Regions from separate parts of the Homo sapiens genome. Here region 1 is linked to region 2. A link is an interaction called in ENCODE POLR2A ChIA-PET data of the cell type or tissue named here. Cell type or tissue: CD4-positive, alpha-beta T cell. All regions are shown on one strand. Each heading gives the region's core, and the rest is flanking DNA. Links, peaks and the distances in the headings are about the cores only. Region 1 overlaps PI16 (peptidase inhibitor 16). Region 2 has its middle 27 kb from the start of PIM1.

Region 1 (2,905 bases), core at 154-2,653, 180 kb after region 2:
CAGGAGTTACTTTCCTTCCCTCGTCCCTGCCTCCCCCACTCAAAGAACCCCACTCCAGTGGGGCTTGTCCTTCATCTGCCCCTAGGAATCCCCATCCCCAGCTACACAGGCACTCAGGGAGAGCGCACATGCTGTGTGGGCAGACAGCCCCAGGCCAGGTAGGCAGTGAGCTCCCTCAAATCCTCCCACCCCCAGGACTCAGGAGGGAGGGGCAGGAGAGGTGTGGGCCCGGTGTGCAGTCCTCAGGCGGCCTCCTGAGCTCGCAGCCAGCCAGGCCTTGTGCCTCCAGGATGGATGGTGTGATGAGGCACATGCCCCGTAGCCTTTCCCTTCCGGAGGGCCTTAACCAAGAAGTATCTTGTTTAGGGGCTGGGGACAGGGTGGGGAAGATGACAGGAGGACAGCTGACCTCTTCACCCTGAGAAGGCAAGAGGCACTTCTGGGGAACAGTCCTGGACTCAGATGGCTCAAGGAAGAGGCCAGGGGACTGGGAGGGGCCCGGGGGTTCCTGGGAAGCCTGAGATCCTCTGTCTGGGAGAGAAGCTGATGGCCACAGGACAACCTGAGAGTGGGCACATGTAAATACCGCTCAGAACAGTCTGCAGCCAGCTGAAGGATGGGCCTACCCAGAGCCAAGGCACTCCTGGGGCAGTGCCAGGGGCTGGCCCTGTAGACGCCTCCCAGGAGGACAAGAGTGCTGGCCTGGAATCTGGCCAGAAGTTGGGGTGAAGGGGGGCTGCTGGGCCACAGAGCAGGACCTGCCCAGGAAGCTGTGGTCTCTCACTTGGAGGAAGACAATCCAGGTGGGTATGAGGCCAGGGCCCCCCTCACCAGGCCTTGCCTTTGAGTGGTATCCCCTTCAGAAGATTCCAGCCAACACCAGAGGAGGCAGGAGCAGTAGTCCCAGGAGAGGGCCCCACACATGACCAGGGCCCGAGTTCAGCCCTGACACGACGCTAGGCTTGTCAGGGCCCTCTGCACCTGTGGGAAGAAAGAGGCTTTGCCTCAGCCTAGAGACAGCTGTGCCTGATGTCCCGCCCACCCCACCATGCAAGGAGGTGGGGCAGCAGCCAGGGAGGAAGCTCCTACTCAGAGGGTGCATGCCCCACCATGCTCATACCACCTATGCTGGGGCAGGATACTGACATTCCAGAGCCAGGAGGAAAGTGGGACAGATGCTATGGGCCTTACCTGGCAAGGACGACTGCAGAGCCAGGGCACGCCCACCCGTGGCATTAGCGGTGGCAGAGGTATTGGGGAAATTGGGCAGGGACTTGGAGGAGGTGTGCCCCGTGTGGTCCAGTGTGGCCTGCAGCTCACCTGGCTTGTCCTGGGCTGGAAAAACTGAGGCCAAGACCTCACTGGAAGGAGGCAACTCAGCCTCAGCCTCAGCCTCCTCCTGGGCATGGGGTAGGAGTTCCCTTGCCCCTGTCAGGGACATCTTGGGGTCCAGAGAGTTCTCTGGGCTCCTAGAGGGCACTTTTGTTTTGTCTGTCACTTTGTCTGCTGATTTTGGGATAGGAACATGGGTCGATTTGGGGAAGGTAACTGGCTCCTCATCCAAGGAGGGCAGGCTGTGAGCTGCCAAAATGGAAGGGACCTCAGTTGTTACGCAAGGTGGAGCCTCTGTTGCCATGGAGGGCGGGTCTTTCGTTGCTAAGGAAGTTGGGGCCTGGGTTTCCACAGCAGGCAGAGCCTTGGTTGCCAGGGAGCCTGAGACCTCTGTTACCAAGAAAGCCGGAATCCCCGTTGCTAGGGAAGAAGGAGTACCCATTTTCCTAGAGTCTGATGCTTCAGTCGCCCGGAAGGATGGGGCCTCAGTTACCAGGTAAGGCAAATCCTGAGCATCTTCCGGGCTTCCGATGGGTTCTGATAAGACAGACGAGAACGGGCATGAGTGCTGCAAGCAGGACCCCACATCTCTCATGGCACTGCAAACCAAGTGACGCGACCAAATGTCCTACCAGGACACACAAACACACACATACACTTCTCCAGCTGATATGCCCCTCATTGAAAATAAAAGTTACAAGCCGGGCGCGGTGGCTCACGTCTGTAATCCCAGCACTTTGGGAGACTGAGGCAGGTGGATCACCTGAGGTCAGGAGTTCGAGACCAACCTGACCAACATGGAGAAACCCCATCTCTACTAAAAATACAAAATTAGCCAGGCGTGGTGGCGCGTGCCTGTAGTCCCAGCTACTCGGAAGGCTGAGGCAGGAGAATTGCTTCAAACCGGGAGGCGGAGGTTGCAGGTGAGCCGAGATCGAGCCATTGCACTCTAGCCTGGGCAACAAGAGCAAAACTCCGTCAAAAAAAAGAAAAAGAAAAAAGAAAAGAAAAGAAACGTTACTTCTGGTGATTGACACAGTTGCTCCTCTAGCCACCTCCTGGTCCAAGTCTCTCTACATTCGTACTTGCCCTTTTTCAGGGGACTTCTCCAGCGGGATCGCGGTCCCTCACACGCCCCCAGCAAGACTGGCCTCGCCCGTTTGAAGCCTTCTGACCACGCCCACCGGTCTGGCCCCAGCCCGCTCCTCGAGACCCTAAAGTGTGGCGACACCCACCTCGCGCGGGCCCCCCCGAAGCCGCCAGACTTTCTAACATCCTCCCTTTGAAGGGTTGAAATCCGGCCACTTGGAACGACAGGGCGCCAAAGTGGCTGCGCGTGGGGGGCTAAGGGAGCCGCCAGGGGCCCCCGGTGGTCGCATCCCACCAGGCTCCTTCCCTGCCCACGTCCCGCTCAGTCCAGGGAGGCTCTTAGACCATCCAGTCTGCATCGCATCATTTCCACACCCCCTGCCCCTACCCATCCACCCGTGGACTCACCACAGAGGGAGTTCTTGCAGTGGTAGCCAGAGGGACATTGGGAGCACGGAGTCCCCTCCTGGTAGGGCCGTTTCCC
Region 2 (2,905 bases), core at 180-2,679:
CAGAGATAAGATAAATAATTTACCAAATGTAGGTTTCTGATTACTCACTCTATTAGCATTTAGAGCAGAGAGCTCTGGCCCCTGGGGAGTTTGATTCGTTCAGATGCAGCCCATCTGCTTTTGTTTTTTTGTGGGGAGTTTTTTGGGGGTGGGGTTGCCTGGAAAAGCCAGGGAGCTCCCAGCATCCCACACATACTTCAGGGATGAACTGCCTAAATCTTATGGGTTTTACTGGAAATTCTGGGGAATGCTATTTTCTTATTGTTTAAAAAATACACAGCTGCTAAGGCTCATTTTCCTTTCCTCTCCTCTCTCTCTTTTTTTTTTTTGAGACGGAGTCATGCTCTGTAGCCCAGGCTGGAGTGCAGTGGCACCATCTTGGCTCACTGCAACCTCTGCCTCCCAGGTTCAAGCGATTCTCCTGCCTCAGCCTCCTGAGTAGCTGGGACTACAGGCGCCCGCCACCACGCCCAGCTAATTTTTTGTATTTTTAGTAAAGACAGAGTTTCGCCTTGTTAGCCAGGATGGTCTCAAACTCTTGACCTCATGATCTGCCCCCCTTGGCCTCCCAAAGTGCTGGGATTACAGGCGCGAGCCACCGCACTCGGCCCTCTATCTTTTTTCTTTTTAAAAGATGAGTAAAAACAAAACCCCACAATTTATTTCCAGAGTGTACAAAATATCTGAAAGGGTATTTTCAATCTTGTGCAATTTATTTATCCTAAATTCATGCTGCAGGTTACAAGAGTAATTTCAGGGAATTTTATAAAAGAGATTAACTAGAGTTTCTCCTAAATCAAGTGGCACTGTTTTGGGGGGAAACAGTCTATTATATGAATGCATCACTCTTCACTCATACAATTTCTGAAGTATAGTTTCAATATCGGTAGTGACAGGTGTTACAAAAGGTTTGTATCTGTAGTTATTGTACAAGCTCTTTATGGCAAATATACGTCATTATTATTTTACACCAGTCTTAAAAGTAAACTGGGGTAACAGAAGAAATCACAGCAAAAGACAGCAGATTCTGTGGATGGTCCATTCATTGCAAATGCAGAGAGGAAAAAGTTGTGATAAACCCAAGAAGCCACGTGTTGTACATATATTAAATGCTCTTCTAATTCCTTCAAGATAATCTGATCAACAACTTACTTTATTCCTTTTTAAAATAAAATTAAACTATGTGCCTGGATGATAGAACATAGTGATGAGTGGGTCTTATTTTGGCGATCCTTAAGGAATAGAAATTCCATGTAGTCTCCCATGTAGGATTTTTGTATTTTCTTTTCTTTCCTTTTTTCTTTTTTTTTCCTTTTTTTTTTTTTTTGGTGAGACGGAGATTTACTCTTGTTGCCCAGGCTGGAGTGCAATGGTGCGATCTCAGCTCACCGCATCCTCCGCCTCCCAGGTTCAAGCGATTCTCCTGCCTCAGCCTCCTGAGTAGCTGGGATTACAGGCATGTGTCACCACGCCCGGCTAATTTTGTATTTTTAGTAGAGATGGAGTTTCACCGTGTTGCCCAGGCTGATCTCGAACTCCTGACCTCAGGTGATCTGCCCACCTCAGCCTCCCAAAGTGCTGGGATTACAGGCGTGAGCCACCACACCTGGCCGATTTTTGTATTTTCATGAACTTATTACTATTATTATTATTTTCTTTTGAGACGGAGTCTTGCTCTGTCTCCCAGGCTGGAGTGCACTGGCTCTATCTCAGCTCGCTGCAACCTCCGCCTCCTGGGTTCAAGCGATTCTCCTGCCTCAGCCTCCTGAGTAGCTGAGATTATAGGCATGCGCCACCACGCCTGGCTAATTTTTGTATTTTTAGTAGAGGCAGGGTTTCACCATTCTGGTCAGACTGGTCTCGAACTCCTGACCTCATGATCCGCCCGCTTCAGCCTCCCCAAGTGCTGGGATTACAGGCATGAGCCACTGCGCCTGGCCTTTGTGAACTTTCTTAATGCTAAGCCAGGATTGTACATTTTACTTCCTATGGTGAGCACCCTGTGAATAAGTAAAATAATAACATCTCACCACACACCTGGGTATTGTTTTTCTGTCAGTGATTTAGTAGAAAGTTGATTGTCTCCCAATACCAAGTCACATTAAAAGTCTCTTGCATGGAAGTTGAAAGTTGTGGGTTGGTTTGGGGCATGCCCCTAGCTAAGTAGTGAGCTCCCATACAAAACAATTATGTTAGAACAGAGAATACCACTAAAACGGTAAGAAAGGTAAAGTAAGGACACCAAAGGAATTCCTTGTGCCTCACAGCTCTGGGTCTAAAGCAATTAAAGAGTGAAAGGTGTAAAAATGCTACTTGCTACCTATTTTGTGTTTCTCTAGGAGATTAGCCTACTTTCTTGGCTCATTTTCTTCTTCCTACATCAGCTGGTATAAAAGCTGTGGTAGCTGGCAGCCTCAGATGACTCCATCAGCATCTGTTATCTTAGTTTTGGGCCTCTCAGGGACACACAGAGTAGTTTACCTCTTATTTCTTTTGCCTCCTCCCCACAGCAGGTAAAAAGTCTGCCCCGAGCTTAGACACATTCTCCCTTGTTATAAGAATTTGCTCAACCAAGGATAGTGAGTTAATAGTTGGTGCGCGCACTCTTTCTTCTCTCTTGTCTTCTGACAGATCCAAGAAGCTGGAGTAGTAAATCTGAGAAAAGCTGCATCTAAGTACACACACACACACACACACACACACTCACTCAGAAGGAGAGCTCAGACCCAGCCACTTGCTCTCTGCTTCTGCTTCCCGTATGCTGCATTTTGGAAGGTTTCATATTGCTTCTGCAACAATTTTTTTTTTTTTTTTTTTTTTTTTGGTTAGTTGGATGGCTGAATGAAACACAACCTTCCCTGCAGACATCAAAGCATGTCTCCAGCATAGCAAACTCTCCATCCAG

The links. ChIA-PET counts read pairs that join two places held together with the same protein. Peaks named below come from ENCODE experiments on the same cell type or tissue, not always from the same donor. Only the 100,000 strongest peaks of a DNase experiment are listed, where the experiment ranks them.
Region 1: POLR2A ChIA-PET joins it to region 2 with 12 read pairs; 2 of 35 experiments call an interaction of 5 or more read pairs at or near these places.

What each region holds. Positions count from the first base shown.
Region 1 is chr6:36,961,899-36,964,803 of GRCh38, reverse strand. It overlaps PI16 (peptidase inhibitor 16), which reads right to left. Exons shown (of 7, transcript NM_153370.3): 4 at 2,830-2,905; 5 at 1,192-1,869; 6 at 842-981; 7 at 1-418. The coding sequence ends at 860. Among named protein-coding and RNA genes, the nearest start is that of PI16, 8.6 kb to the right of the region's middle. RefSeq lists enhancers at 534-1,158, 1,159-1,784. In CD4-positive, alpha-beta T cell, for the core only: no CTCF peak of the experiment used is centred there; DNase peaks (open chromatin) are centred at 723, 1,023 and 1,673; H3K27ac peaks cover 1,885 bases.
Region 2 is chr6:37,141,761-37,144,665 of GRCh38, reverse strand. No RefSeq gene overlaps it. Among named protein-coding and RNA genes, the nearest start is that of PIM1, 27 kb to the left of the region's middle. RefSeq lists an enhancer at 2,812-2,905. In CD4-positive, alpha-beta T cell, for the core only: no CTCF peak of the experiment used is centred there; no DNase peak of the experiment used is centred there; H3K27ac peaks cover 580 bases.